5 separate regions of the Homo sapiens genome follow, and regions 2, 3, 4 and 5 are each linked to region 1. Evidence: chromatin contacts called from ENCODE Hi-C or POLR2A ChIA-PET data. All regions are on one chromosome and are shown on one strand. The core of a region is the stretch at or near the end of the contact, and the rest is flanking DNA. Distances in the headings are between cores, read along the strand shown. Region 1 has its middle 180 kb from the start of DIRC3-AS1. Region 2 overlaps DIRC3 (disrupted in renal carcinoma 3). Region 3 overlaps IGFBP-AS1 (IGFBP5 antisense RNA 1). Region 4 overlaps IGFBP-AS1 (IGFBP5 antisense RNA 1). Region 5 has its middle 31 kb from the start of TNP1.

Region 1 (6,276 bases), core at 1,040-3,539:
TATGAATTGTATCTAAGGAAGTTATATTATTATCAGGCCTATTTTACAGATAGGGGCAAAAAGGTTCAGAGAAGGTAATAGCTGTGTGAGCTTAGAGCAAGTTACTTAGGTAGAAAGCTAAAATTGGAAGCCCTTGCAGTCTGACTACTTCAGAGTCACTTTTTGAAGTTTGTACTAAAAAATATTACATTATGCAGCTCCTCTGCAACCCATCAGATGCTGCCTCAGTGGCAGTGCTAACCAGTCCAGGCTTACATGCTGGAGTCCGTGTTAAATTAACATCACACAGACATTCATTGTCTCTCATCTATACTGTCTACTAAGCCAGGAACACGGGCAAACACTGGGGTGATGGCTCAATATCAGAAGCCTTCCTATCATCTGTAATCTGACCTGTAGGGAGAAACATTCCAAATACAAGGTAGGAGCAATTTTAGTAGAATGAAAAGAGGAACTTTCCTCCCTAGAGGTCTGAGTGACATCAGAATGAATAAGCAAGGGGGATCATATCATCTACTTTCTAGGGGAACTTTAAAAATAGCAGCAGCCTCTTTCTGTGGACATGGTGGTAATACTATATCTGGGCCACTTTTGTATGCAACCCATCAATTCAGGAAGTAAATGCAGTTTACATTTATACTGCACAAAGTCAAAGCAATTTGATAATTTTCAGCTTAACCAGTAAATTTCGATGGCAGATAATTCACATCCTAATCTGGATGGTAGAGCTCTAATTATTTAGTTTAGTTGTCTAGAGTGATCAACCCCAATGTAATGCCACAGTTGCTTTTCCACATTGTCCGAGGCAGTAGAAAGAACGGGGTGACAGCTTACTCATGCATTCATTCATTAGGCACCTTCTACTTTCTAGACATGATGGTAGGCACTGGAATTGCAGGATTAATAAGATGTGTTTCTCATCCTTGAGAAGCTTGCAGCTTAATGGGCTGGGTTCTAGTCCCGGCTGTAATCTGAATAGCTACATGTTCTGTACAGGCGACTTCAAATGACTTGACCTCTTTTCTGGCTCTCACCCCCAGTGTGATACCCGAGGAAATTATATTAAGACTCTTTGTTAGGAATGGGCCCCAGTTTACACTGCCATACACTATTGATGTCATCTGTCGACAAATCTTTGCTAGTATCTTCCATGTACCACATAGTGTGCTTTGCAGAGATAATTTGTCAAGGACATGACCCCTTTATGAAGATTATGGTCCTGTGGGAGAGAAGAACATTAAGGTGGAGAGTAAAATACTATGAGGCCTGCTGTTGCATTGTAGGGTAGACAGGAGGCGCTGTGGTAGGGCCAGGGAATAGTATCCTTGGAGCAAAACTAGGTTGGGTTTTAGAGATTAAGTGGCAGTTAGTCATCCGATTGCGGGAACAGGGGAAAAGATTCCAAGCAAAGGGAAGATCTGAGCAAAGATCAGGAGGCAAGAGGGAAGATTTGTGTTTTAGAGAATTACAACCAGGTTAATATTATTGAAGGTAGAGGTAGGGAAGAAAAGAAGAAGGTGGGAAGAGGAAGGCAGGCAGGGAAAGGGGGTGCAGGGTAGATGGGCAGAATGAGAGAGGAAAGGGAGGGGAGAGGAGAGGAAGGGAGGGAAGAGGAGGGAAGGGAGAAAATGGGAATATGGAAAGGATAGAGAGGCAAAATAGAAAGGAAAAATGGGGACCAGATTATAAAGAACTTTGTGACCCATGCTTAGGAGTTTGGACTTGAACTTGGGGAAATCAGAGGTCACAGAAGGCCTTAAACAACAGAAGAATGCTGAAGTTGGAAGTGAGTTTTACAGTACAACACGTGGAACACCTATTGCAGAGGAATCAGGAAGAGCAGGCCAGAGGTTGGTTGATCTGAGGCTTAATGAAAAGCCTTTCTTCCCTCCCTTCCTTCCTCCCTCCCTCCGTCCCTTCCTTCCTTCCTTCCTCCCATCCTTGCCTCTCTTCTCCCTTCCCCCTCTTTTTCTGTCCCCTCTCTCTCTTCTTCTGTCTTCCCTTTCTTCCGTTTTCCTCTACTCTCCTCTTCCTTTGGGTGTTGGGGAAGCCATGGAAACTTCTGAAGCTTGACAGGCAGGAAGGAATGCTGTGTGGATGCTCCATGGCTCTGAACCCAACAGAAGTGGTTTTGTGACTGTATAAGGAGCTGGTGACATCCATTCCTGCTGAAATTCCTCATGATTAAGACCAAGCTCCAGCCCATAAGAAGGCAGGGACTGCCGGGAAGTGACTCAGCAAGGGTGGCACAGATGATACCAGATTCTAAGAATCTAAACTATGTGGTTTGACGGAGCACCCTTGACTACTAAGCTGTTCTCTTCTTTCCTTCTGTGGCTTTGGCCTAGAAGAGGGTGTCAGGTTTGGTTATATCCATCCTCAAACTCTGTAGAATAGTTGTACAGGGCCCTATGAGCTCCCTGTAACCCTGTAACTCTAAGCCTAAAGGCCTGAGCTAAAGGCATAGTCAAGGTATTTACAATACAAAGCAAGGAGAACCAAGGGGGAGCTAAACACCACAGGCTTTACTTGAATAAATGAGGAGATCTCATTATACAATCTCCCTATATGAGTAAGAAAATTGAGTACCTGAATAATTAAAAGATAAGACCAGGAAGTATCAGTAAGGGTGAGCTTCATCTTGAAGTGATGGTCAAGAATGAAGGATCCCAGGCCAGACTGCCTTGGTTAGAATCCTGATTCCACCACTAATGAGGTGTGCAACTGGGGGGAAGTCATATCATCTCTCCATGCCTTGATTTCCCCATCTGTACAATGGGAATAATAATAGTCCCTATCTCACTGGGTTGCTGAAAGAATTAAATGAGTTAATACTTGAAAAGTACTTCAAAATAGCTCTTGGCACATAACAAATGTTTATAAAGTGTTTTGTTAAATGAACTGAAGAAAATCATCTTTCCCTTTTCAAATAAGTTGTGTAGGCCCTACACTGTAGGGTAACCTGGACATCTTTTCAGTTCTAGGTGAAGGAGGCCTGAAAATAGAGAGCTACATGTGCCCATGGGTAAATATTAATTGTGATCCAGCAGACAGATGTCTTTCTACTATTATGTCTTTGTAATAAAGAATCTGAACAAAGAAACTGAAGACAAAGAGAGAGATTTTTTCTTTAAACCCTTAGACCTCAGGCTGAAATTAATATGTTTAGATTAGCAGATAGTAATGCAATTTCTAAAAGTAAACTTGAGGGGAAAAATATCAAGAGACCTAGCATTGTGTGGTTAAGAGAAGAAAAAGTGAAATAAAAATAACTCCATACCCTCATGCAACCCCACACAGGCAGACAACATTATCCAGACAGGGGATAAGTCTGTCCCTGTGTCAACCCTTTAGAAGTTAAGGCTCTCTCCTAAGCTTGAGCCAACCCAGCCAGGTATCTCTCTGGCTTAGACTTCCATGATAGCTACAGGGAGCGGGATAAGTTGACACTTTTCCTTCAAGTTCTGCTCTGCTGTTCCTTCTAGGAAGACCAAATTCACAGCCAAGCTCCCTAAGATCTAGTCCAAAGCCTGAGCCAGCAGGAAACAATTCTTATTTCAGATTTCCAGCTACTGAAATGGTGTGTCTTCCCTAGGCTCTGTCTATAATCACTTCCTTTCCTCTTTCTCCCAGTATCTTCTCCTTGCTTCAGGATCCTTGGATTTTTTTTTTTTTTTTTTTTTTGAACTGTTGCTATTTGGGACCCAGTCTTTTGGTTTCTAGATGAACCAATTAGACAGTTGCAAGTATGCAGACTCATCAGTCCTTCTTATAACAATGTTATTGATGTCCTTGACATCACTGCCCCAAAGCCATTTGCATGACTCATAGAGATAGACGGCCATCAGGTGAGTGGATGAAAGAGAGAAAAAAACCAGAGGCCCTAAATCCAGCCCCTACTGCCATATACACACTTAGATCTCTCTCTCTCACACACACACACACACACACATGCACACGCTTCCCTCATTTTCTGGGTGTGTAAGCTTAGATAAGTGGGGAAAAAGTTTCTCAATTAAGTAGCTTTGATGAATAAAATGAGAAATTAATTACTAATCAATACTTGTACAGCACTTTATGTTTTATGATTGCTATTCATGCCCAGCAGCTATTAAGCAGCCCATTATAAAGGTGAGGATGTGAAGACAGATGACTTAGTAAAGAGCTGTGTGAAGGCAGGATGCTTTAGGGCTTGACATACCAAGCTGCTGATCCCATCTACAGGAAAAGAGCCCTTGGTATTCTTTACCCCAACTACTTAGGTCATGGTCTGGCAATTGCAAATAATTAAGCAAGATTCAAACCCCAGCCGTGAATAACAATACTGGCTTATAAAAGACAATAGGCAGATATTTTATTTTGCTTTTGTTTCAATGTCTGTCTGAACCACACGTACATGAATATATGCACACATACTACTTCTCATTTCAAATGATAATCTGAAGTGTTCAAGAGAGGTATGGGTACCACAAAACGAGGGTCTAAGGGTAAATAAATAACCTATTTTAAAACCCCAGTTGGAAAAAATTAGGTGTCAGATGAAATTCCAGTAAAATTTCCAGGGAAGTCTTATGATTTGTGGGCTGTACATTGAATAAAAGAATTCCTGATTGTGATGATTATTATACACCAAAATGACTCACTGAAGGAGGCTGAGGATCATTTATTAGAGAGTATTTTTTAATGAATTTTAAACAGAAGTTCTTTTCCCCCTTTACAGTTCTGCAATGAGGATTTCATTCTGCCTGGAAGTTGAGGGATGGATGATGTCAACTTTCAAGGTCTCTTAAACTTGAATTGAGTTTCCCTGTGTTACTCTAAGCATCAAAACAAGGTGTTATGGGCTGAATAATTGTGTCCCTCTAAAATTCCTTTGTTGAAATCCTAACCCCCAAGGTGACGGTATTAAAAGGAGGGGAATTTAAGAGGTGATTAGGTCAGGTCCTGAGGAGAGAGCCCTTATGAATGGGATGAATTTCCTTGTAAGAGACCCTGGAGAGTTCTCTCACCCTTTTTCCCTGTCATATGAGGACACAGTAAGAAGGTGGTTTTCTGCATGCCAGGAAGAGAGCCCTCACCAGAATCTGACCATACTGGCATCATGACCTCAGAATTCCAGCCTCCAGAACAGTGAGAAATAAATTTCTGTTGTTTATGAGCCACCCAGCATGTAGTATTTTGCTAAAGCAACCCAAAGGAACTAAGACAAGAGGTAGAACTGTTCTTATTATAAATGGAGCTGATAATGGAGTACAAAGTCTCAGTTGGTGATGAACCAATGAGTATAGTGTATGTAAAATTCTTGACATGATATCTATCATATAGATGTATTCTGTTTATATTAGCTTTTAATAATCATAATGGTGAAGATAAAACCATCCAGTATACCCCTTGAACAGGGAATATTTTGGCAGAAGAGGTGAGGGCAGGGGAGAGGAGGCAGAAATGTGTTTACAATGAGTACCTGAGGACCTTTCTCACAGCCAATTCCACTTTCTGGAACCTTGAATAAAAACTTTGAGAAAAATCAAGAACCCAAATTTTCCCTACGGCAGAGTTAGTCATCACCAGTCTATGAAAATTAAACAGATTTTATTGACTTAAAGAACTGGTAGCTTGGATGTTGTCAGATATTGACAGTCTGTGAATTAATTCATTAGATTTTTTCCCCATCCTAGGGACATGATTTTGGTCATTCAATATGAAAAAACAAAACCTCAAAGAAAAGCAAAGGGGTAGTAGAAAAGGAGGAGGAAAGCCTATGTATTAGTCTGTTTTCACATTGCTATAAAGAATTACCCAACACTGGGTAATTTATGAAGAAAAGAGGCTTACTTGACTCACAGTTCTGCAGGCTGTACATGAAGCATGGCTGCGGAGGCCTCAGGAGACTTACAATCATGGCAGAAGGTGAAGGGGAAGCAGACACATCTTACCATGGTGGAGCAGGAGAGGGAGAAAGAAAGGGGAAGTGCTATACACTTTCGAACAACCAGATCTCATGAGAACGCATTCACTTTCAGGAGAACAGCAAGGGGGAAATCTGCCTCCTTGATTCAATTACCTCGCACCAGGTGCTTTCCCCAACACTGGGGATTACAATTCAACAGGAGATTTCGATGAGGACACGGAGCCAAACCATATCAACCTAACTTGAAATTTTCATCTGCTAAGACATAAAAAACCAAGTTATAATTGTTCTTAAAAATCAGGGTGGCTGACTGGCATGTGTAGAGAGATGTAAGAAAAGAGACTGGGTGCAGTGGCTCAAGCCTG
Region 2 (6,276 bases), core at 2,328-4,827, 420 kb before region 1:
ATAACGCTGTTTTGGTCAATGACAGACTGCATATAAGATGGTGGTCTTATAAGATTATAATACTGTATTTTTACTGCTTAGATATACAAATTGTTACCATTGTGTTATAGCTGTCTACAGTGTTTGCTATAGTACCATGCTGTACAGGTTTGTAGCCTCAGAGCAATAGACTATACCATATAGCCTAGGTGTGTCCTAAGCTATACCGTCTAGGTTTGTGTGAGTACACTCTATGATGTTCACACTATAACAAAATCACCCGACAACACACTTCTCAGAACGTTTATCCATCATTAAACAATGCATGGCTGTAGCTGAATTAGGATTCAAACCAAAATTTGTCTGACTCCTAAACCTTCCCTTTTCTCTCTGCCTTACTTGATAATACTAAGACTGAAGTTCTTAGGAGCCAGTAGACCTGAATCTTGAAAGCAGTTTGGAGGTGGACCAGTCAGAACAGAAACAAAAGTCTACAACTTGAGTCCTCCAGCTTATATTGGGCTTACTCAGTGATCAAGTTTCCTGGGCCAGTGTCAGGGGAAGTAATGTCAGAGTGTCTCCCCCTTCAAGATACTCAATGAGAGGACACAGGGACATATGTCCTGATTGCTTTAGACATCCAAATGCCCAAAGCAGGAGACCAGACAGTCTGGCATCTTGGCCTTGGCATACTCTTCTGTAGTTATGAGATAATGAGCATATTGCTCCTTGCACTAGAAAGATCGGATGTGATTTACTCGCTAGTGATTGCTCAAAATCCATGAACCTTCAACTCTCATCTTTTCAGCCTCACAAGAATTCCCAGCTGCTTGTGTATCTGTGTCTCATTTCCCTACAGATGCAATATGGGAAAGGAGGACTACAAGGTTAACTTTAGAATAGCCACTGGGGAACTACCAGATATAGGAAGAGGAAGCAGTAATACAAGGGTTTTGTGAAAACAATTTTGGTGTCCTTGCCGGGCTCGTTCTAGGACACCTCATACCCAGAGGGAGCAATCAAGTAATGTCCTATGGGAGAGGATTTTGGGAGGATTACATACCAGTGACTGTTACCCAGAAACTCATGAGACTGGCTTCTGTGACATAAAAAGCATGATGTCTGCCCAAAGTTAAGAGTTTCTATGATCTGTTTGGGGTTTGGGGATGCTACAAGAGGTTTTTATAGCAGGCTGGTGGTTAAATTTGGAGAGACTCTAAGCAACTCAGCAGCCAGGATCCCAGGGTTCCTGTAAACAGCAGAGTTGTGATGTCCAGTTGAAACCATGCACGCAAAGAGCTTAGCAAAGGGTCAGCCATATAAAAGTGTTCAATAAGTGGAAAGAGGAGGGAGATGTGTAAATTTTTCAGAAGGCAGGGCATTAATTTGAGCTTGTAGTGACCTGAGGCTGTTGTATTCCTGTATTAGTCCATTTTCATGCTGCTGATAAAGACATACCCAAGACTGGGTAATTTATAAAGAAAAAGAGGTTTATTGAACTCACAGTTCCATGTGAGGCTGGGGAGGCCTCACAATCATGGCAGAGGGCAAAAGGCATGTCTTACATGGCAGCAGGCAAAGACAGAATGAGAGCTTGTGCAGGGAAACTCCCCCTTATGAAACCATCAGACCTCCTGAGACTTATTCACTGTCATGAGAACAGCACAGGAAAGACCTGCCCCCATGGTTCAATTACCTTCCACCAGGTCCCTCCCATGACATTTGAGAACTGTGGGAGCTACAGTTCAAGAAGAGACTTGGGTGGGGACACAGCCAAACCATATCAATTTCTGTCTGCCCTATTCACATCTTTTAGAAAAGTTTAATGAGCCCAGTTTACTGATTAGGTTATGTGGAAATGGCTAAGGTCCTTTTGGGGTAGACTGGATCTGTTCAAGGGAAGTAAAGAAAGAGTGGAAGGTGGTGTTAATAATAACAATGTGATTTCATAATGCCATTCTTCAATGTGTAATTGATTGAACACCTAGAGTGTATTAGGAACATTATAAACAATCACATATAATCTCCAACATTTCATAGTCTGCTCACACTGAATAAATGAAGAAATCCAATCTCAAACAGGCTATGCAACCTGTCCATGAGAGAGGAAGACCTGGACCTCTGATCCTAACCTGTCTGATTCAGAAGCCCAGGTGAGGCTAGTACAGCAAGGGAGAAGGCTATGAAGGGGGTGGGGAGCAGGAGGCATGGCAGGCACTTTGGTCCTTGCTATAAGCTTTGGCATGCAAAGAGCTTTTGCAAAGCAGCACTAGAAATCACCCAAAGGAAGCCATTTGTAAGGTTTTGTGTGGACCAGGGCTATTGGTGTATCACCTTACTCCTTTTCCAGTCAACAATTCTTAAATCACTTTGTTCATGTCTCTCATTCAGATTGGGCTGCTATGAAGAGGACAGACAGGGCAGGAAAACATAAAATGACTGGATAGAAAATTAATAATTTAGGCTTTTTTTCAAAGAGAAGATAGAGGAGATGAACTGTTTTAGATAACCTAACACATCTAAAAAAATATGCTTAGGTGCTTGAGTTTATTTTAACCACAGCATATTTCACAGGGCTCTCACAGCTGATGTAGTAGCAGGGAATAACTTAGCAGCCCTAGAACAAAGTTATGCAGTGTGGTGGGGGAGTTTCTCTATTTCCTTGTTTTTAATTCCTGAAGAATCAAACCTTCTGTGTAGGCTGCCTGATATAGGCCATGGTCTTGTTAATGTCTCCTTAATTAACAAAGGGATTTTTATTTATCCAGTGCAAAGCTTTTCTTACCTCCTTTCCCTATCCCCCAAACCAGCCATGCAAGTCAGCACGTACTGAGACCTCAAAGAAATCCAACAGTGGACTTAAAAGAATCCATGCAGCCAGCTGAAGAGGAGTTTAATAAGCTTGGCCTCTCTTTTTCTTCTTCTTGTATTCAGCTTTTACAAGACTCTCAATATGTTGGCTGCAGGAAAATTCTGGGGCTCTGAGAGGTCCAGGAGATGGAGGGCAGTCGGGGAGCTGGAGATGGTAAGGGGTGTATTGCGAAGGTGACTAGAAGTGTGGCTTGAACCACAGCCAGGGATTGGACAATTCAGAATTGCCACAGTCTCATGCTCATGGAAAAAACTTGGCAAAGTATAGCCAGAAACGTAGGCCTAAGTTTTCAGCCCCTAGGACTTCAAACTGCCTATGTTTCCTTCCCCTAAAAGCCTCAGGCTAGCTTTGGTCTGTTTTTCAGAGAGTCACAGGCTGGTCAGGTGGAAGTGGACTTTGACCTGTAGGCTATCTGCAGGCTGAGTCAGAAGCCCAGGTGAAGGATGGTAGAGCAAGGGAGAAGGGTATGAAGGGGGTGGGTGGGAGTGGGGCATGGCAGGTGCTTTGGTTCTTGCTATAAACTTTGGTATGCAAGGAGCTTCAGCAAAGCAGCACTAGAAATTACCCAAAGGGAGCCATTTTTAAAGTCTTGTGGGGACCAGGGCTATGGCTCTCTGAATAGTGATGAAGGCCTTTTAGGTTGTCAACCTCTTGGGAGTAGCCCTACTCCTGGCAGACAGCACTGAAGCTGGCAGGAGAATCTATGTTGTAATTGGCGGCCTCCATGTATTCCAGAGAGGGAGGAGGGCCCACATTCTCCAGAGAGATAGTGAGATGAGGGAGGTGCCAGGTTTTCTGTGATCTTTGACTCTCAGCTGAATTACTGGGGAGAGAACCAGCTATAAAGACCATAAAATTGCTTTGGTAATCCCCTCTGAGAGCTATCTATTAGAAAAAAAAAAAGGGAGAAAAGATGATGGCAAAGTAAGAAATGATTCCCAGGGATCCCTGGGCCCCTGTGTTTGAGAATCTTTTCTAAAGGCCTCCTTTACCACCCCTGGTTAAGTCATTAAAACATAGAGGGAGGAAATCCAGAGCTTCCTGGCTATCAGCATGGTGAGACATCAGACTGCCCCTCTGTTGAGTCCTCAGCAGTGGTAGAGACATTTAGCGCTCACTTATTATTCAGGTGCTCCCTTTGCAGTTGGATTAGGCCCATTTGATTAGTTCTGGCCGATAGCTGTGATCAGCAATGATCTGTGCCATACTGGGGCCAAAGCAGTAAAGAGGCATTGTGCTACCTCGATCTTTCTTTACCTTGCTGGGGCAACCATGAAAGGCATATGCTGAGATGAAGAGACAACTTGATCCTTGAGTCCTTGGTTAGAAAAGAACCCTTACCAGGTTACAGAGATTAGGAGTTTGCCTGTGCCAAGCACTAACAATAATTATCGTGATTAAAATGTTGGTATCAGTGTCATGCTGTTTTGTTGTTGTTGTTGTTGTTGTTGTTTTTTTTTTTTTTTTTTTGTCCCAGGGACAGTTTTCCAGCATACAAGTGTTTCTCCAGAATTGGCTGATGGAGGCCTGGCTCCATCTAGTCTTGTAAAGCCTCCACAACTTTTTGCAAGGTTCTTTTGTGGAAGCTGTGAGTATTATCCAATCCCAAAAGAATATCTCTGGATTGTTAAGATCTCTGCGACTCAACAATTGGAAAGCACTTCCTATATGTCCAGATAGCTCTTACTGATGCCAGTCTACCAATCTTCTGGCTGCCCTAGCCACAAACCATAGATATGATTGCATTGATTCATTCAACAAGGATGTGTTTGGTACCTGCAAAGGTCCAGACAGTCTTCTGGCATTTGGCCTGCTTCATGGCCCTGCCCTTGTTCTTGCAAGATGGTGATTATCTGACGTGATGGAAGGCACCATACCCAGGAGCTGAGCAACATGCTGACACATATCAATTATCTCCTCCCAATTTCCCAAGAACTCATTAGATAAGAATTATTTCCTTGTCTTTTCTTACAGATAAGGAGACTGACTTCCAGAGAGTCTCCTGGTCACAAAGCCAGGAACTACACAGCCTTCTCAGGTCCTGATTCCACGGCTTCTGTACTCTTTTCAGGAAACATGGATATTCCAAGATTGCTTCCCAGATTAGTCATGATGAGGTTCTGAGAATATGGATATTCTTTCTGTGGTCAACTTTGCTCAGTAATCACAGACCTCTCCCAGTGGTCACAGGTCTGCTGATTAAGAACTATAGGACAAGAGAAGATGTTTCCTAAGAATCACAGAGTAACGTGCTACTCATAGATTCTGTCGTAGATTGGAGGAAATCTGGCCCAGTCCGTTGACTTCTTCTGGAATCATAGCACACTTTGTTCTGACCACTTTTACCCATTAAGTGGATTTGTTGAGGAGGAGATCAATCCTATGATCTCTTTGGATGTCTATTTTCTGTAGTCTTTCTTGTGTTGGCTGGCAGGTAGATTTTGTTTAACTTAACTTCTCTTGTTAACTTTTTGGCAGTTCCAAAAAGTTAACTTAAGAGAAGTTAAGCAGAAACCCAATGCCAGTGGAATCCAGAAGGCTCTGTCCACACTGCAAGACCTCTTCTTAGGTAGAAAATAAGGGGGCTGGGTGTGGTGGCTCACGCCTGTAATCCCAGCACTTTGGGAGGCTGAGGCGGGCGGATCACAAGGTCAGGAGATCAAGATCATCCTGGCTAACATGGTGAAACCCTGTCTCTACTAAAAAAAAAATACAAAATTTAGCCGGGTGTGGTGGCAGGTGCCTGTAGTCCCAGCTACTTGGGAGGCTGAGGCAGGAGAATGGCGTGAACCCAGGAGGTGGAGCTTGCAGGGAGCTGAGATCGCACCACTGCACTCCAGCCTGGGTGACAGAGCGAGACTCCGTCTCAAAAAAAAAAAAAAAAAAAAAAAAAATAAGGGGAAGAGCATGTCCAAAGCCAGGAAAAGAATGATGCCAGACCGTTTATCCCTATACTTTCTTTCTGCCTCACTCTACTCCTCTTTCATCTAACCCTGAAATTGTGTCCATCTTGAGAGATCAGAAATGGCAAAATGGCAGGTCACCATTCTAAGAGCATTTTCTTTGATTTGGGCTTTAGTAATGAAGGAGAGTTACCATAAATTAATCCATCAAAGGGGTGCTATAAAATAGATCTGTGGCCTAGTGTGAAGTTTTAGTAATAATGATTACTGGATGGGAGATGGGGTGAAAGGTGGAAATTAAATGAAATTGTCCAAAGTCAAAAGGAATATTCCACAAGCCAGAATGCAAGAGAGAGAAATGGACTCAAGATGCAGGCTAACGAGTCACCTTGTTGCAGAGCCAAAGAAATCGCCAACTCAGTAAAATATTGCCTTTGATGCATTTGCTCTAGGGACTTTGTCTTTAATGGAGGGTAATTAATTATCATCATCTACTCTTACTTAGTAATAATCTTTTATAGG
Region 3 (6,276 bases), core at 1,709-4,208, 330 kb after region 1:
TGCCTATAACTGCAATGGCCTCACCTCTAGCCTCACCAAATTCTCCCCATCGCCCAACGCTTGGCCTTTTCCCCAAAGCCTCTAAAACAATCCCAGGTAAACAACACTCTCACTCTTCTTGCAAGCTAGACTTTCATTATTTAGTAATATCATTTTCTAAATGGAAAAATCAGAATCCATGGTCTGAATTATTTTTATAATTTGTGCTTTTACTTTCAAGGAGAATTTCACACAGAAATTAAAACTTACTTCCACTTAGTGATGTACTCGACCAATAGCCTTCACTGCAAAGTATGAGATTAAAAACCTCGTAAAGTAGGCGTGGTTATTATTTTTACAGATGAGGGAACTGAGGTTTAGAAAGATTAAATAAATTAACTACAGTCATATACTTAATATTTGGTGTAACTAGGATTCAAACCTGCATCCTCTAAGACAGAACGTAATCACTGCTTAATCTAGTAATTAAATATGTACAATATTATAGTATGCTTTCCTTTTATAAATTAATTCTTTATTATAAAAAGTAATACATGCACATAATAAAAAATGTCAATAGAACTCAAGAATGCAATATAAAAGTAGGTCTGTCTCCAAATCCAGACTCTATTCCAGACTCCATCCAGTTCTTTTGTGTATTTCCAGAAATATTATGTGCACAGGTAAGCATCTCTTTGTTACACACAGAGGGCATACTATTTACAGCACTTTCTCTTTACAATATCTCTTGGAAAGCATTACATGTGGACGTGTATAGAGTTCCTATATTCTTTCTATGGCTGCATAATATTTCATGGTTGCCTGTTAATAATCTTGGAGTAGCCAGAAGCTAGAGAGAGATGGAGAGAGAGAGAGAAGGAGGGAGCTGGATGGAAAACTACAGTAAAATGAGAAGGGATGAGGGGAGGCCAGTAGGCCTGGAGGAGGAAACACCTGATTTCCAGGCACACCGCAAAGAGAAAGCAAGCCTGGCTGGGAACAGAAGTGAAAACAGAGGAGGCTCTGAATACATTGTATAAAAGTGGGCCCCAGAGGTGGGGGAAAGGAGTTATTGAGCTCCACGGGGTGAACATTTGCCTCTAACCTGTTTCCTGATGACTTCATCATCCCTCCTGAGGACCTCCCCACTTTTGCCAACCCCACCATTTTTTAAAAAGTGCCCCACCCAAAAGAAAACAAACACGTTACTATTTATTCATGCAAGAAGGCCCAGGAGACACAATAGACAGCAGCACCAGCCTAATTAAATGAAACGGGGTAGGTGTAACTCAAACCACCTTGGGAAAATATAATCTGCCACCAAAACAAAATTCCCACCGTTCAGACCACAGGGAAATCAGACCAGCCTCCTCGCCAGGTTCTCAAGCAAAGGCTGACTCCGCAGGCAGCAAGATAAGAGAAGGTCGGCTTCTCGCCAGTAGCCTTCCTCCCTCCGCTGTCAACTCTGTGCACCCCCACGGCCCCCCACCTCTCTGAGCTTGTTCACCGACATATCAGAGCTGCTCCCTTTGTGGGCTGGATTGTTTAGCTAATTTGCCCATGGAAAACAGTTCAGGTTCAGATTCCAGGCCAAGGCAACCAGACACCAATTGCAAATCCAAGCTTGGGGATTGTATCTCTTTCACCACTTTGAGACACGTAAACTGCATCTCTCCTCCCCCACATAGCTTTTCTCTCCACCTAGGGAAACCTCAGGGATGCTCCAAGTTGGACCCTCCAAAGCTAAGACATGGGAGGGGTACTGGAGAATCTCTGAACTGGCCTTCTCTAAATTTAGATGTGGACTCTGAGAGTCAGAAGGTGAGCTTGACCTAAGGATGTGCTCCTGGGCACCTTTGTCTGAAGAGTTCTGGGGCCAGATGAAAAATCTGACTATGTCTCTAGATTTCCCTCATCAACTGCAAGTGGGCTCTGGAATTAGACCTGCCTGGTCAGGTCTCAACTGTACCACTCCAATTGTAACTAGGTGAGTTTGGGTACAAGCTTAATCTCTTTTTGCTTGATCTCCTAATCTGTAAAATGGAAAGAACAGTTTGTCTCTTCCTTCCCCGACAGGATTATTGTAAAAATTAAATGAGGCTACCCACGTAAAGTTCTTGGCACACGGAAGGTGCCGCAGAAGTATGAGTTAGTTTCTTCCTCCTGAGAAAGTCTATACCCACCCACTCCAACCTCATTCCAGTCCTCCTTTCATGGGTCCAGTGTAAAAATGAGGGGCTTCAGACTGGGCGCAATCGCTCACACCTGGAATCCCAGCTACTCAGAGCCTGAGTTGGGAGGATTACTTGAGCTCAAGAGTTCAAGGCTGCAGTGAGCTGTGATCGCACCACTGCCCTGTAGCCTGGGCAACAGACTGAGAGTGATTGATGCGTACCAGGCATGTGTCCCAACTGTTCAAACCTGTGTCCACCCCCAGCCAGGCCAGCTGTCTGAAACACCATTCATGAGTCATTCTTCCAGGCCACAAGGGCTTTAGGGATCTGTGAGCTGCAATGGCTGTAAGTGTTAGTCACTCTCAATTACAGAAGGGGGTGATCGTGCTGATAATCTGAAAACGTAGCTCCCCCTTGCTATAGGGTTTCTAAAGCTCCAGGAACTCAGTCCATCCTCAAGAGCAAAGCTGCACTGTGACCCTAATTCCATCCTCAGCAAGGCCAGAGAAGAGCCAGGGCCTGAGCACCGGGGGGCAGGGCTCTTCCCTAACCCCTCACTCAAACCTCCCTCTCTTCTCCAGGTAGAGCCAGTCCCAGTCCCTTGACCTGGCCACCGAGCTCTAGTTTCCAGCCATTTCATCACCTCTGGGTCCCTTCTCTGAATCCTCTCCAGGTTCCCCTTGTCCCTCTCAAGCTGCCCATCCATCAACACCCGTTCCTAAGCTCCTGCCCTATTCAGATGACTGTACTCAGAGCTGGCCCTGGGGCTGCGGTCAGAGTCTGGCCAGGGTAGACAGAGTATCCTGGGGAGATGACCTCATAAGCCCTCCCTCATGGAGTATTTTTAGGCATCACTTTCCTCCCCCTCCCACTCAGCTTCCATGCACTTCCAGTGCAGTCCAGAACTCTCCGGAATCTCTAGGGTTGCTGCGACTCTTGTTGTTTTCCCAGTGTTTAAGGGGTGGAAACTGTAACTGCCCCTCCAAACACTCAACTCGTCATCCTTTGAATGATTCTTTTTCATTTCTACTCTGCTTCTTTTCGGAAAATAAAGATAGACTCTTGTCAAATATTGAGGGACTCCAACCATCACCCCCGAGGCAGGCAATTCCAGCTCCGTGGCTGCATTCCCTCCTCTGTGTGGCTATGATGTGGTTTCCTTTGTTGCCAATCTAGTTACATGTCACATAGACTAAAATCCTGTGAGTCTGCCTCCTCCCCAATGTGGGGAGAGTCCCAGATCCTCTCCAAGAATTCCAAGAGTGGCATCCAGAGATCTCAGAGTCCAAGAAGCAACAGCGTGTGACCACGAGAACCTGAGGCTGGATCTCAAGGTATCAAGGTCTCTGTTTAGTCTCACCTTCATCTTGCCCGTCTTTCTGGAGAAGTTGTTTTAATGTTCTAGTTTCTCTGTATGGTCTTTGATTATTTATTTTTTTTCTTTTTGGCCACCAATGAACTTGGCCACCAATGCATCCACAAGTATCCACATACCTCTCAGGACCTTGAGATAGAAGAGATTCTGATGCTACCAGGCACAGAGACCCAACTCCTTCTCACCTTCATGCTCTGCCCCATCATTGCCAAGCACCTAATCTAAAGTGGGCCCTGGAAAACCAGCTCCAGGCCATATCTGGCCATGGCTACCAGTCACTCACTGGATGCTAAAAAATGAGGAAAACCTTCCCAGCCTGGGACAAGGGGAGAGGGAGGCTTAAAGGCTCAATCAGGAGGCTTGGAGGGTCCTGTCCCATCTCCATCTCACCCAACTTCAATGAACCCAGAAAGTATGGAGAGAAAGTATCTCAATCCACGCCAGATGGAGAACAGTGCTGGCAAACAGCTGGCCTCAACAAATAGTTGTTGCTTTTTTTTGCATGATAAATGCTGCTGACAGCCAGAATGGCTGGAGAGAAAGGAGGCAGAGTTTCTCCTGGGCCCTGTATATTCAGGTAGGATTTGAATCGAAGGCAATCTAGGGTCAGCTCCAGCTGAGTTTGGGGCTTCGTACTGAACACAGTTCAGTCTCAAATCTCTTTGTGTGTCTCACCAATGAGGTTCTCCTTGCCCAGAATAGCCTCTGCTCACCCCACCCCTGCCCCCTGCCCTCACCACCTGACATGCTCCAGATCAAAGGCTTCCCTTCATGAGCAGTCCCCAATGCCCAAATCCAAAAGCCTCTCTCCCATCTCGGAGGGCCCTCTCCAAGCACTTTGCTCAGAGCTCTGAAAGTATCCTTATCTCCTACCACCACAGAGCAGGCAGGCGCCCGTGGTGGCATCCCATTTGGGCAGCCGTTGGGAACATAGCTGCCTCTTGCAGCATTTGCAAAGTCAGAGGCACACTGGCAGGGAGCCAAGACAGGCGGCTAGAAGCGAATGGCTTTCAGGGGAGATGGTCAAGAGAACTAATTTGTGTCGCATACATGAGGCATTCTAAAGAGGTTCCCAAGCCTATCAGCGAGAAACTAGATGGAAGACTGGATAGAGTTCCCAAAGATACACCAGCCAGCACACAGAAATCATGGTCAGGGGCTTTCTGTGGCCCAGGTTTTCCCCGGTAATATATAACCCAGGAAGGTTGGATTACATGGAATGGTGGGAGGCTCCTCCAGGATTATGGGCTGCCTCTGTCATCCTCAGATTATCTGAATTTCATCACCCGCAACAGGGATGGGGGGTGGAGCACAGCCCAGAAGCAGGAGCCCCTCAGCTGCAAGTCTATAGAATATTGAAATCAAAAAGCAAATGAAGACAAACACCATAGAGGCTGAGCTGCTGGGCTCCAGAGCTGAACTGCCTGTTTGACATCCCCCTCTACTGCTCACCTCTCTGCTGGGACCTCACTATGCCTCAGTCTCCTCTTTCATAAAGTGGGGATAATATTATCTACCTTATAATTTTGTTGCATGGATTAAACAGGTTTATATATGTAGAATGCTATATGTTTGCTACGTCATTGTTGCTGTTGTTCAGATAAATTGCCAAAAATGAAGAAGTCACAGGTAGAGGTTGAATGTGGAGTTCAGTGTGGAGATCAAAGAAAGAAGTGCCAGGGGAAGGAAAAAGAAAAGTTGTGTGTGTGTGTGTGTGTGTGTGTGCGTGTGTGTGTGTGTTTGATATAGGGTCTCACTGTGTTGTCCAGGCTAGAGTGCAGTGGTGTGATCAAGGCTCACTGCAGTCTCAACCCAGGAGGTCTCAACCTCCTGGGCTGAAGTGATCCTCCCACCTCAGCCTCCCGAATAGCTGTGAGTACAGGCACATGCCACCATGCCTGGCTAATTTTTTAATTTTTATAGAGACAGGAGTCTCACTATGTTGCCCAGGTTGGTTTCAAATTCCTGGGCTCAAACCAAAGTGCTAGGATTACAGATGTGAGCCTCCACACCCAACCAAGAAAAGTGGCTTGAGAGATGTGGGGAAATACCCAAGACATATTGTTAAATGAAAAACAGCAAGGTAACAGTACACATTTTATGATACCACTTTAGAAAAATAAATAAAAAACAAGGATTTACATAGAATACTTCTCATGCAAAGAGTATTTGTGGACGCATACCCTACAAACTGGAAAGAGGAACTGGGGAGATAAGGATGAGCAGGAAAAGAGAAAGTTGCTTGTCACTATAAGCTTTGCTATGTTGTATAAAATTTTGGCCAGTCTCAGTGGCTCACGCCTGTAATCCCAGCACTTTGGGAGGCTGAAGTGGGAGGATCCCTTGAGCTCAGGAGTTTGAGACCAGCCTGACCAACATAGCGAAACCCTGTCTCTACAAAAAATATAAAAATTAGCCAGCGTCTGGGCATGGTGGCTCACACCTGTAATCCCAGCACTTTGGGAGGCTGAGGCAGGCAGATCACTTGAGGTCAGGAGTTCAAGACCAGCCTGGCCAACACGTTGAAACCATCTGTACTAAAAATACAAAAGTTAGCCAGGTGTGGTGGCACACACCTGTAGTCCCAGCTACTTGGGAGGCTGAGGCCACAGAAACGGTTGAACCTGGGAGGCAAAGCATGCAGTGAACCGAGGTCACCCCCACTACACTTCAGCCTGGGAGACAAAGCAAGACAGACAGGAAGGAAGGAAGGAAAGAAGGAAGGAAGGAAAGAAGGAAGGAAACAAG
Region 4 (6,276 bases), core at 2,716-5,215, 310 kb after region 1:
AGAACTCTTCTAGTTGTTATCTCCTTACATCATATTGGCCAGGATCACATCACATGCTTGTACCTAAACCAATCACTGTCAATGAGAAGAGGAACAGCAATGATTGGCTTATACCCATCAGCCATAGGAAGGAAGAGTAGACACCAACTATGCTGATGGGCTCTGGAGATAATAGAAAAAAGGATTACATCACCTGCTTAGGTTTTAGGCCTGCTAGAGTACTTCTTGGGTGTTGTCTGTTCGGCAAACATTCCCATCGTCTTTCTTCTGCTACTTGGAGGAGTGGGCGTAGGACTAAGGACGAACAAAGCCTAGTGGTCTGTGTTCAGGCAGCAGTGACACGTAGCCCAAGTAGGGAAACTGAGAATCCTTCCCTGAGTTGCAGCGAAGAATACGGTAGGGGGAAAAGGCACTCTCTTTCTGCAGAAGTTGCTAAGCAGGGACAGCTGGTGGTTATGTGCCTCCTAGGAGACGAAAGCCTCTGGGAAGTACTCAAAATTAACTAGCAGTCAGAGAAGCACAGATAAGCAGAGATGAGCAAACAGTGATTGCTGCAGCTCTTCCCCTATTTCTGTGAGGCATCTCAGTGCCCTTCGTATCTCTGGAAGAAATGTCTCATTTGTCTACACTAATCGGAATTATGTTTCTGTTCTCTGCAACCAAACAAGTTCAGATTTAGACACTGGTTCTGTCATGAAGGACAGAGGGGAGGAAGGTCTGAGGATTACATAAGGGTGGAGGTGGCTCGCACCACCTCAGCTCCCATCTAGAACCTCCACTCTTGGCCACATCTTCCAGACTGGGAACGAACAAAACAGAATCCCTACCCAAAACCCCAGGCCCCAGCCTACTCCATGATTGGCATGTAAGAAATGCACAAGGGCCCTAGGACCTTCAAAGACAGGGCAGAGACAGAGAAAAGACAAACCAGGTTTAGTGGGGCACCACCCCTTTCTTGGCAAAAGGAGTACTCCTGGCCACAGAGACTGGGGAGCATAAGAAAACAGTCTGCACTCTCAGCGCTTCCCTCATCTTCTCCAACAGCTGCTAGGGTGAGGGCAGGGTTAGGGCATCCTCCCTCAGGTGGAGATGTGGACAGAGGATTTCTCCAAGGGTAGATTTCACAGGGAGGAGGACCAACCCCAGACCCACTCTAGGTTTCCTCCTGGGACTTTTTTTCCCCTAGGGAAGAGAGTTCCTCATGCATGTGCTAAAATAGAAAGTTGCTTGTTTGTTTTAATTTTTTTTTTTTTTTTGAGACCAAGTTTCACTCTTATTGCTCAGTCTGGAGTGCAATGGCACGATCTTGGCTCACTGCAACCTCTGCCTCCCAGGTTCAAGTGATTCTCCTGCCTAAGCCTCCCAAGTAGCTGGGATTACAGGCATGCACTACCATGCCCGGCTAAGTTTTTTAATATTTAGTAGAGACGGGGTTTCGCCATGTTGACCAGGCTGGTCTTGAACTCCTGACCTCAGGTGATCCACCCACCTTGGCCTTCCAAAGTGCTGGGATTACAGGTGTGAGCCACCATGCCTGGCCCTAAACTTTTTTTAATGAAACATAACAACCTACATATGCAAGGAGCACATGTGATGTGTTGATACATGCATAATAATGTGTAATGATCAAATCAGGGTACGTAGGACATTCATCACCTCAAACATTTACATTTCTTTGACATTGGAAACATTTCAGATCTTCTCATCTAGCTATTTTGAATTGTACAACATATTACTGCTAACTGTGGTCACTCTGCTGTGCTATCAAGCACCGCAACATATTCTTCTAGCTGTATGTTTGTACCCATTAACCACCCTCTCTTCCTCCAACTCCCCACCCTTCCCAAACTCTGGTAATTAGCATTCTACTCCCTACCTCCATGAGATCCACCTTTTAGCTCCCACATATGAGTGAGAACATGCAATATTTGTCTTTCTGTATCTAGCTTATTTCAGTTAACATAATGACCTCCAGTTCCAGCCATTTTGCTGCAAATGAGGACATTTCATTTTTATGGCTGAATAGTATTCTACATGTGTATGTGTTACATTACTTTTAATGGCAAAAATCGCAATTACTTTTGCACCAACTTTATATATATATGTGTATATATATGTGTGTGTATATATATATATAAAATACACATACAGATATATATATATATACATCTCACATTTTCTTTTCTTTTCTTTTTTTTTTTTTGAGACAGAGTCTTGCACTGTTGCCCAGTCTGGAGTGCAGTGGTGCGATCTCCGCTCACTGCAAACTCCGCCTCTTGGGTTCACACCATTCTCCTGTCTCAGCCTCACGAGTAGCTGGGACTACATGCACCCACCACCGCACCTGGCTAATTTTTTTTTTTTTTTGTATTTTTAGTAAAGACGAGGTTTCACCATGTTAGCCAAGATGGTCTTGACCTCCTGACCTCGTGATCCACCCGCCTTGGCCTCCCAAAGTGCTGGGATTACAGGCGTGAGCCACTGCACCCAGCCATGTCTCACATTTTCTTTTTCCATTCATTTGTTGATGGACACAGGTTGATTTCATATCTTGGCTATTTTGAATAGTGCTTCAGTAAACCTTGGGATGTAGGTATTCCTTTGATATACTGATTTCCTTTGGATAAATACCTAATAGTGAGACTGCTGGATCATAGAAAAAACAATTCTAAAATTTGAATATTTGTTTTTAATGATCTTACTAGTAAAGGATGCTAGCAAATCAGCAAATTCTGCTAAGGCAGTAGAAGTCTGCTCAAATAATGTTTCCATTTCCAATGACTCATTAAGTACAATAATTACAACAATTACCATCACTTCTGTTGCCTTCATGCTGTCTATTGATCCACACACTCTGCCCCCAAAACTGCACTAAGCACTTAACAAGGAATTCACATACTAATGAGTGGGGTATCTGCATGACCCCTCCACAGAGTAAGATAAATAAATTGATCTTTTCTTCCATTGGCAATGGAATAATAACAATTTTTACTTTTCTTTTTCCTTGTTGCCATCCATAGATCTATACCCATTAGAAATCACAGCGAGAAAAAGAGCGGCAGGGGAGGAGCTCAAGAAGAGACGAGAGATAGGAAAGAAGCATTATAATTTGGCAAAAATGTGAGTCAGGGAACCTCCCTTTTTCTAACCCCTGGAAGCTCTAGCTGGAGCTCATCTTGCCTCCAGATGCAGAAAGCATATTCTACGCCATAGGGTCACCGTCTACGGCCATATCACCCTGAATGCACCCAATCTCAGAAGCTAAGCAGGGCCTGACCTGGTTTATACTTGGATGGGAGCCACCACAGCATCGCTGATGGAATCTCTAGATTAAGTGGTAGCTGGGTCCAATGTGGGTTTTTGGCAAGAGGAAAATAATAGAAAAGGAAGAGAAAGAGGTGTGTGTTTCTGCTTCTGTTGAAATACTATTTGTCCTTTAAGGCTGCCTGCTCTGTGAAGTTTTCCTCAAATTCTGTCCCATCCCACTCACCCCTGTCAGACTTAACTACTCTTCCTCCATCCTGCCATAAGCATGTGTGATAAGAGAAATCAAAGAGGACTATCAGTCTTCTGTGCATAGTGAGGGTGCGTGTGTCTAAAGCAGAGTGCAGAAATGTCTGCATTTCTTTTCCCCTACTCTCATCAAGAGCTGGAGCTCTTCCCCACTGCCGGCTTTGGCCCTGTAACTTGCTGTGGCCAACAGAACATGTTACATGTATTCTAAGCCTGTCTTCTAGAGGCTTTGCAGGCTGCCCCTTGCCTCCTTGGAACCCTGCCTCTGCCACCTGAGCAAGCTCAAGTCTGCCTGGGAGAGGATGAGAGAGTATGCAGAGAAAGGCTCCAGTCATCCAGGCTATCACTGACCAGCCTGGCCCATCAGCCAGCCTACAAACACTTAAGCAAGTGCAGCCAAGAGCCACAGAGCCCAATCTGATTCAGCAGGCCTGCCCTGCTGGTTTGCAGACTCCGCAGCAGTGATGAAGGAATGTTGTCAGACATCGCTAACGCTAGGGGTAGCTCATCATGCAAAAGCTAACTGATGCAGGTTGCTGGCCCCCTCTAAAAGGGAATGCCAAGAGGGCTGTTAATCTTAGATCTCTCTATATCACTCCTCCACTAATATATTCTTGGGACATTCCTGATTCTCAACCAAAGCTCACAGACTGGAGAGGCATAGGGTGCAATGGAATGGAACTGAAATGTTGATAAAGGGCGGAGCACCCACAGAGCACGCCATGCATGCACTAATGGAACTGTCTGGCTCTTCTCCACATCCCCAGGGCATGAGCTTGGGAAAAAGGTTACCTGATCTCCAATGCCTTTGTCTATTAATTCATTCAGGGCTGGATTAATCCCTGCTCAGCTTCTCCTCCACCTCCCCACCACCCCTGTCCCCAGTCTGGCTGCTCAGATGATGTAAGCAGTAACCAATCTTGCAGTCGGGGCAGTCAGCTGGCTGGCTCACTTCCGTATCCATTAAGGGAAGGCAGACACTTTAGAAAGAACTGGAAAATATTACCAACCACCCACTCCACTCAACTCCCCACCCCTTGCCCCAGTCTCCTCTCCCCGTCACATACACCCTAACCTCAAGAGACTGGAGCTGGAAAGTACTGAAGCCAAAGAAAGAAGAAACTGGAATTGTAGCCCCACAGATCTCATGGGTTGAGACACAAGAATCCTTTGGCATGAGAACTAGTCTTGGGAGAGACGAACCAGGGCTATCTCGAGAGCCCCATCAGCTACCCTCCCCCTCATCCCAGGCATCCTCCCCTCCAGGGGCTTTTCCATTTGGTACCAATGAAATGGGTATTCAGGGGCCAGAATGTCAGCATCAATGGTGGGAAAGGAGCCACACAGAAAATGCCCATCCCTTATTAGAAGTTGCTAGACTCCCTTACAGGGGCACAGTGGGGACCCAAAGTTGATGACTTGAATAGACATGGGCAGACTGAACGTGGTCTGTTTGCTGAGTTCAGGGTTTTCAAAACCTGTCAATAGTTACACTATTTCTCTCAATATCTACTATGAAAGGAGAATTCTACCATTGAAGAGCCAGCCCTTCCTGCTTTGGAAACTTCTGCTCTTTGAAAGTGCCCAGGAAAATGCACAGTAACACCCCCAGATTGGCTCCTCAAAAGCTGTGAGGTCTTGGGCAAGCCCCTTTACCTTTCTAGGCCTCAGTTTCCCTATCTGAAATGTGCAGATAAAAATGCATCCCTACTTCACAGAGTTTTTGAGTAAAACAAAAAAAATGTCAATAAAAGCTGGTTGCACAATAGTTTGTGAAAAATATGTGCTGGACGGGATCTCTGTACTTTCCACTCAATTTTGCTGTGAACCTAAAATTGCTCCAAAAAACAGTTTACTAATTTTTTGTAAATGCTGGACAAATGAGTGTGGAATGGATAATAGATGGTTGGGCCTCTTTTTTTCAGTGCTTACAGGCTGTAGAAAGGAAGATCAACGTTGATGGTGGGACTTCTAGACTATAAAGTCTGTTAAAAAGGTGGGTTTGTTTTGTTTTGTTTTGTTTTGTTTTGTTTTGTTTTGTTTTGTTTTTTGAGACGGAGTCTCCCTCTGTCACCCAGGCCAGAGTGCAGTGGCATGATCTCAGCTCACTGCAACCTCCACCTCCTGGATTCAAGCCATTCCCCTGCCTAAGCCTCCCAAGTAGCTGGGACTACAGGTGGATGCCACCATGCCCAGCTAATTTTTGTATTTTTAATAGAGACAGGGTTTCACCATGGTGGCCAGGATGGTCTCCATCTCTTGACCTCGTGATCTGTCCACCTCGGCCTCCCAAGCAGCTGGGATTACAGGCATGAGCCACCATGCCTGGCCAAAAGGTGGGTTCTTAATCCATCAGGGTAAGGGGATGTATCTACCCTGGAAAAAATTATCGGCAGCCCCAAACTGGAGATAAATTTGCATAAGGGATGAGAGGCAGCACTTTAAAAGGAAAATGGCTCTCGTCGTTCATGTGTGTTTCTGCCCAGCTTAGGGCTAACCACTGAGAAAGGGCTATTCAAGAAAGGAAGACACTGAATGCATGTCTCTTACTCTGTCTGCCTGTCACATGTTCTTCTGCTTCTAAGAAATGCATCCCCCTTCCTCTGGGATGTCTTCCTTCCACCCCATGCCAGTTTTATTCTACTAGAAGCTTCCAGTTGTGAAAATATACCTCCCTGATCTCAGGTGGAGCACAGGACCCACGGAAAGCCAATGTTTCCCTAAGAGTTTTTAAGTTAGACCTCGGGAGGTGGGAGGCGGGAG
Region 5 (6,276 bases), core at 1,347-3,846, 280 kb after region 1:
GTGATAGGAGAGGTGATAGGAAGGCAAAGGTTAGCAAACTGGCCCATAGAATTCTGTTTTTGTACAGTCCGTGAGCTAAGAATCCTTTTCACATTTTTAATGGCTGGAAAAAATGCAAAGAAAAATAATATTTTATGACACATGAAATACATGAAATTCTAATTTTGGTATCTATAAATAAAGGTTTATTGGAACACAACCACTCCCATTCACTTATTGGTATTTTCTGTGGCTGCTTTTGAAGAACAGCAACAGAGCTGACTAGTTGCAATAGAGACTGCATCACCCACAAAGCTGAATGTATTTGTTATCTAGCCATTTACAGTAAGAGTTTTCCAACCCCTGGCCTAAAGAATCTCCCCAGTTAGGTACATGTGGTCTAGATCCCCAGCGTTAACTGTTTGGAGTTAAGCATTGTTCTCTCAGCTCTTCCTTTTTTCATTTTTATTTATTTTTATTTTATTGCAAATTGACAATTTGTAATTGTATCTATTTATGGGCACAAAGTAGTGTTATGATTTATTAATACAATGTGGAGTCATTAAATCAAGCTAATTAACATATCCATCACCTCATGGCTCTTTCTTTTAAATAGAAGCCTTTCTAGGGTGGTTTAAATTACTCTTAGTAGTATAAATTTTTTGACAATTTCTCTCCCTGAAAAAAGGGACGTGATCAAGGATAAGGAGAAACAAGGGAAGACATATTTTTAAAAGGGTAAAGGACACAAAAAGGGGAACTTCCACCAAGAAAAACTGGGTGCACTTTATAATGTTCCTAATGGCCGGCACTATACCAGGGCTTTGGGAAAGGACACAAAACAGGAAACTTCTCTGAGTTCACAGAAGGACCCCTTACCTTGCCCTGAAACAGCCACAGCCCTGCCCAGGCTGGCTCCTCCAATCTGGCCTCCTTCAGTACCTCATCCGTCCTGAGCAGTGTGAGCGATGCTGTCTTTGGACGTCTCACCTGCACCATCCACAGGGCACCACACACAACTCTCCTGAGCAGTGGAAATCATGGTATTGTTTATTTAGATCCAGACATACCAAATGACATCCATCCCTTCCTCCCCGCAGAAAACACTCATCACAGCAATCCAGTCAGCAAACAAAATGACTACCACTTGCCATTTCTGATTCCATGCTTGCCTCGAGACAGAGAACTCCTTGCAAGTACAAATTCTGCCTTAGTGATTTTTATTTCCCTGCACCTAACACAACATCTAACTTGTGGTACGTATAATATTCAACTAAAACTAGTCCTCTCCTCTTTTTCCTTTTCTTTCCCTGTCATGCAGCTAGGAGATGCATGGAATCCAATGCTCTTTCCACTGAAGTGGAAAGTAGGCTGCTAACAACCTCCCCAGAATCCTTGTAAGTAACTCCTCCCCAGGGGAGAACACACATCTACAACTTGAGCCTGGAATTCAGGTCAGCTTGGTATCAACACTCATCCAGGGTCTCCCCATGGCCAGTATGGCTTTTGTCCCCCTTAGATATGCTGGAGGAGGAGTCATCTAAGTTTGTTTTTCCTCTCTAGTCTTCTGATCAGCTAGGAGGATCCAAGGTTCCAACTGAGTTCTCTTGCTTCACCTTGGGCAAGAGGAGAAAAAACAGTCACTTGTACACCTAACCACAAACCCCTGACCCTCTTCAAGGCAGAGGAAAGTAACTTTCCAAACTCTTCTTGAATAAGAAGAAAAGAACCTCTCCTCTTTCAACAGGTATTTCTGGCTGCTGGGGAGGGTGTTATTAATACAAGAATCTAAACACAATAGCCTGTCTCCTGGCAGCTGCCATTCCCATGGCAACCTCTGACTTTCACGGACTCCTTTGGATACTAAGGGCCTCAGAGACAGACTTCTAAAACAACCAAATTTTTCAAAAGTGAATTCTCAGGGAACTTATTCCTCTGTCAGAACAGACCCCTCCTAAACTTCCATTTAAAGAGAAAACCTAAAATCTGCTGTTTTAAAAAAAAAATAACAGAAACCCCCATTAAGTGCTGTTATCACACCAACCCTCAAAGCTATGGAAATGGACAATATAGAATTTAAATTTCACAGGTGAAAAAAAAAGTGTACTAAGTGTGAGTTGAGGATGGGAGATGGAGATCTGGTGGACTACCAGCAAATGGAGATAGCCATGAAGAGGCATATTTGGGAAGGTAGTTCACAAACCTGAACCAGAAGAGACTCACCTGGAGAACATGTTCAAATACCGATTCCCAGGCCCTGTCCCCAGGGATTCTGATTCTGTAGGTCTGGAATGAAACCTGGATCACTTTTGAAAGCTCTTCCAGTGTCCAGATGAACATTCAAATTGGGAAACCAGCAATCTGAAGCCTATTCCTTGCCCCTTCCCCACCATGGTCCAAGGGTCTCCTGGCTCTTAGCTCCCTCAATTCCTGCCAGCCCTCAATTCTAGAACCAGAGTAAAAGAAACTCATTTTCTTTAAAATAAAAGGAAGAAGTCGCAGCCCTGAAGTGCACGTGTGCTCTGTTAGGCGCTGTACCCAGGGAACCTTGGAGCTGGAAGCCGACTCCAGCCCTGAGCTGTGGGAAGGTTATGTCATGCTCTTGGCTTGCTGCCTGGTTTCCACTGGGGTTGCTGCCTGGTATATTTTAGGTGCTGGGTTTGCAGGCTAGTACTCTGACCTTCCTTGGCTCTCCCCCAGGGAGCAGCCACCAGGCTCCTGCTGTATCAAGAGCTACAAGGTACAATTTCCATGGCATCCAGGTAACAGGAACCAACTGGCAGCAATAGCTGGGACCTGCATTAGACCTGGGGAGGCAGCCTGCTGGAGAAGAAAGGTTCCCGGATGTGAGCCTTTGCACGTGGTATTAGCACGGCTATTCACAGCTGTGGGATTCGGGGCTAGCCACTGTCCTTCCATGGGCCTCAGTTTCTCAGCTATGAAACTAGGGGCTCAACAAGGGGTTCAGCATAGAATAGTGGAAGGAATGTGGATTCTGGGGCCAGAAGACTGAGGCTCAAATCCTAGCTTCATCACTGACTTGCTTGGTGATGTTGGGCAAGTGCCTGAACCTCGTCGTGCATCAGTTCTGTCATCTACAAAATGAGTGTAATGGTACCTCTCCCACAAGGCTGATGTGTCAAGTAAAGATGATGTGTGCCAAGTGCTTGGCTTACACACCACTGGAGATCCAAGACACCCACACACACACACTCACTTCTTAACCGGGAACCTGATGAAGTGGGTGCCAAATCTGGATAGAGATGGTCTGGAGGGGGTTTAGAAGACGGAGAAGTTTCTCTGTGCATAGCACATAGGAAGAAAGGGAAACATGAATTTCTGAAGGAAACGAAGTTTGAGTTAGGATTTTGACAAATTGAGAAAATATGAATAAGCAACTACAGGACAAAAAACTGAAGAATAGAAGAAAAAACAATCTGGAATCCGGATTGGGAAATTTGGATTCTAATCCCAGCCCTTTCACTGTCCAGCTTTGTGGTCTGCTGATATGTTGCCTCTGTTGCAGGAAAAAAAAACAGGTTCTTTTCACACTACTCGGAAAATTTAGGCTCACGGACACATTGTAGGGTGAGATGCGAGGAAGGGTTTATTGGGTGAAAAAGGAAAAAGGAAAGAGGAACTCTCAGCAAAGCGAGAGAGTCCTGCTAGCAGGCCCGCACCTTGCAGACTGAATCCCAGGCCACTACATAGGAACTGAAGAGGCCAGACTCCTCCTCCCTGCTCCACCTGCTTCCTTTGGTGCGCATTATTCAGACAGAACCAATCAGGAAAGGGTGGACTTCATCCAGGACCAGCAGTCCGGTTTTTCAGCCTTCAGGATTGTTTTAGGTTTTAGGTGGGTTTTCGCCAGGGACCCTTGTCTGTCTCCTGTCTCTATCACCTCTTTATCTATGGAATGGGGCTGTGGCAAAAATTAACAAGATGACTTAGGAGAAAGCACCTTGTATAGTGCCTGGAACACAGTAGATGTTTACTGGATGGATGGACGGATCTATGGACAGACAGAGGATGGATTCCAGATGGAGAAAGTGGGGTGGGCAAAGGAATAGAAAGAGGAATGCCCAAGGCATCTTTATAGGTCAGTGGGTATATCTGCACAGTTCAGCAATTTCTGAAGAGTGTTCTTGGAACTCTAGCCCCTAAGATACTCCTAAGGGGAAAAAAAAACATATTCCCTGGTCAATTAAACTTAGGAATGACAGTTTGATACACCACTCTCCTGATGATTTGCAATAAATGTCAACGTATAAATGATTCTGCAAAGTTCTTTCTAGTTTTATTTATACCCAGTAGTCCACAATCCATTTCACTTCTAAACCAGTTTTTCACATTAAATTTGTTAATTTCACACTGAACTTGGCAGAGGTCTTCCTGAAGTAAACTAAGGAGGTGGCGGCAGAGACCCTCGGAAGAATTACTTGGGGTTTTCTTTGTGCTCCTGCTGCACGCAGCTTTAGGAGCTGCCTGTGCAGCACTGTGTAGAAGCACCCTGGACAAGACAGGCAAGCATATTGAAAACAGGGTCCTGTGCTTCTATGCAGCCGCCGCTGCTGAGCCATATGACCTTGGGCAAGTTCCTCAACTTTCCTTTGCCTCCATTTCCTCACCTATAAAGTCACAGTACTTACCTCACAAGGTGATTGCAAGAATCAAATGAGCTAAGGTACCTAGGGAGGTTAGCATGCTGCCTGGCACTTAGCAATCTGTCAGTAAAAATGGTGCCGGTATGATTAGGTCACCATCTGAATATTCTCAACCAGTCATTCTCTAATATCCAGCAGGACTTGGACGCTGAGTCCTGAGGGTAGTAATCATACCAATTTCTGCCTCCCTCTTCCTTGTGGGGGTCAGCCTAGAGCCACACACCAAGAGGAGGTGAGTCAGGCCATTGCAAAGGAGGCAATGATGGTGATGTCTGCTTCGTGCTTTCTCTGAACACAGAGCAAAAGAAGGGCCCTCTTTCAGAAAAGCATCAAGTCTCGCAGGCTGGCAGCTGGCTACCAGGAGATGGAGAATCTGCTTAGTCATTTCTTAACAGCAAGAACAAGTGGCTTAGAGAAGAAGCCAGCTATACCCCCTGGGAGGTCAGCCAAGTACCGCCTAAAAAGAGAAAAGCAGAGAAGCACAGAACCCCAAGTGCCTGGATCTGATCAGAGCCATGGGGCAGAGACAACTGGCTCGCAGTGTCAGAGACCCATGCCCTGCACAAATGCCTGCACTCCAGGCTGGAGGGGGATGGGCCAGCTTCACCTCTGGCCAGAAAACCAAGTCCCCAGCTCTCCTCCATTTGTGGAAGAATGTTTGCTGCTCTGCAGAGGCCCTATGGTCAGTTTCTCCTCCTTGATTCATTCACTCATTTAGTTAACATTTATTGAATGCTTACAAGACGTCACAAGGGATACAGTTGTACACAAGACAGGAAAAGTTTCTGCACTGATGGAGTTCACATCTTAGTGGAGAGAGACAGAAAATACGCAAATAAAGAAATAAAATAATGTCAGGGAGTGATAAGTGCCTTAAGGAGAAATAAGTCAGGGTGAGGGTGAGAGAGAGAGATCAATAGATTAGGAGCTAGAGAAGGATGGAGAACTAGAGGTCAATGGATTAGGAGCTAGAGAAGGAAGCCTCCTGAAAGAAGGGACCTCTGAATTGAGATGGGAATGGAGCAAAGGAAGGAACCGGAAGAAGATCTGGAAGGAAAGTGCCCCAAACACAGCAAGTGCAATGGCCGTGAGACCAAACTGAGCCCCACATGCTGAAAAGCAGCCAAACTGGCTACGGCCAAAGCGGGGGTGGTCAGGAGAAGCAGGAGAGAGCTACAAGTGAGGTCAAGAACCTGCGCAGGCCAAGGCAAGGATTTTGATTTTATTCCCAATGCGACGAGAAGCCATTGGGAGATTTTGAATGAAGGAAAGGATAAAGAGCTCACCCTGACGACTGAGTGAGGAACAGATGGAGAGCGGTGAGAGTGGGCTCAAGGAGAGCCCTTGTGAGGCAGGTGCACAGCACAGGTGCGAGCTGATGGCAGGAAGGAGGTGAGATTTGAAGGCGGAGTGACGGGACATGCTGGTTGATGGATTGCAGGCTGTGTGCGGCACTGAGGATAAAGGCGGACCCCCAGAGTAGCCGCCCTTTTCCTGAAGTGTGGAAGGCTGTGCCGCAGGAGGAACCTTCTGGGAAAGGAAGACAACCTAAGGCTTTGGATGCACATGAGAGGCTGGAGATGCCTTTTGGACATCCATGTTGAAATGCCAGCCTGGCAATTGACTGTGTCTT

What was found. Hi-C counts contacts between places; a loop is a spot of excess contacts on that map. ChIA-PET counts read pairs that join two places held with the same protein, here RNA polymerase II (POLR2A). Pooled maps may share reads with other maps.
Region 2: POLR2A ChIA-PET joins it to region 1 with 17 read pairs in PC-9. The contact joins two enhancer-like sites. POLR2A ChIA-PET finds 5 or more read pairs at or near these places in 2 of 52 experiments (PC-9 and WTC11).
Region 3: a loop to region 1 is called in a pooled map, with 5 times the contacts of the local background. The contact joins two enhancer-like sites. A Hi-C loop is called at or near these places in 1 of 168 maps with a recorded cell type or tissue (K562) and 7 of 50 pooled maps. POLR2A ChIA-PET finds 5 or more read pairs at or near these places in 1 of 52 experiments (HEK293).
Region 4: a loop to region 1 is called in a pooled map, with 2.2 times the contacts of the local background. The contact joins two enhancer-like sites. A Hi-C loop is called at or near these places in 1 of 168 maps with a recorded cell type or tissue (K562) and 3 of 50 pooled maps. POLR2A ChIA-PET finds 5 or more read pairs at or near these places in 1 of 52 experiments (HEK293).
Region 5: a map of aorta shows a loop between it and region 1 (1.9-fold over the local background). The contact joins two enhancer-like sites. A Hi-C loop is called at or near these places in 1 of 168 maps with a recorded cell type or tissue (aorta) and 1 of 50 pooled maps. POLR2A ChIA-PET finds 5 or more read pairs at or near these places in 2 of 52 experiments (OCI-LY7 and PC-9).

What each region holds. Positions count from the first base shown.
Region 1 is chr2:217,101,889-217,108,164 of GRCh38, reverse strand. No RefSeq gene overlaps it. Among named protein-coding and RNA genes, the nearest start is that of DIRC3-AS1, 180 kb to the left of the region's middle. RefSeq lists enhancers at 1,600-2,799, 6,093-6,162. Within about 2 kb of position 2,289, at least 8 of the 41 ENCODE cell types and tissues checked have a DNase peak (open chromatin) inside an H3K27ac peak, as active enhancers do.
Region 2 is chr2:217,527,877-217,534,152 of GRCh38, reverse strand. The region is part of intron 2 of DIRC3 (disrupted in renal carcinoma 3); the gene reads left to right. Among named protein-coding and RNA genes, the nearest start is that of DIRC3-AS1, 250 kb to the right of the region's middle. Within about 2 kb of position 3,577, at least 2 of the 41 ENCODE cell types and tissues checked have a DNase peak (open chromatin) inside an H3K27ac peak, as active enhancers do.
Region 3 is chr2:216,771,458-216,777,733 of GRCh38, reverse strand. All of the region lies in intron 3 of IGFBP-AS1 (IGFBP5 antisense RNA 1), which reads right to left. Among named protein-coding and RNA genes, the nearest start is that of IGFBP5, 79 kb to the right of the region's middle. Within about 2 kb of position 2,958, at least 12 of the 41 ENCODE cell types and tissues checked have a DNase peak (open chromatin) inside an H3K27ac peak, as active enhancers do.
Region 4 is chr2:216,790,545-216,796,820 of GRCh38, reverse strand. All of the region lies in intron 3 of IGFBP-AS1 (IGFBP5 antisense RNA 1), which reads right to left. It also overlaps the pseudogene RNA5SP120. Among named protein-coding and RNA genes, the nearest start is that of TNP1, 66 kb to the left of the region's middle. Within about 2 kb of position 3,965, at least 10 of the 41 ENCODE cell types and tissues checked have a DNase peak (open chromatin) inside an H3K27ac peak, as active enhancers do.
Region 5 is chr2:216,826,065-216,832,340 of GRCh38, reverse strand. No RefSeq gene overlaps it. Among named protein-coding and RNA genes, the nearest start is that of TNP1, 31 kb to the left of the region's middle. Within about 2 kb of position 2,596, at least 7 of the 41 ENCODE cell types and tissues checked have a DNase peak (open chromatin) inside an H3K27ac peak, as active enhancers do.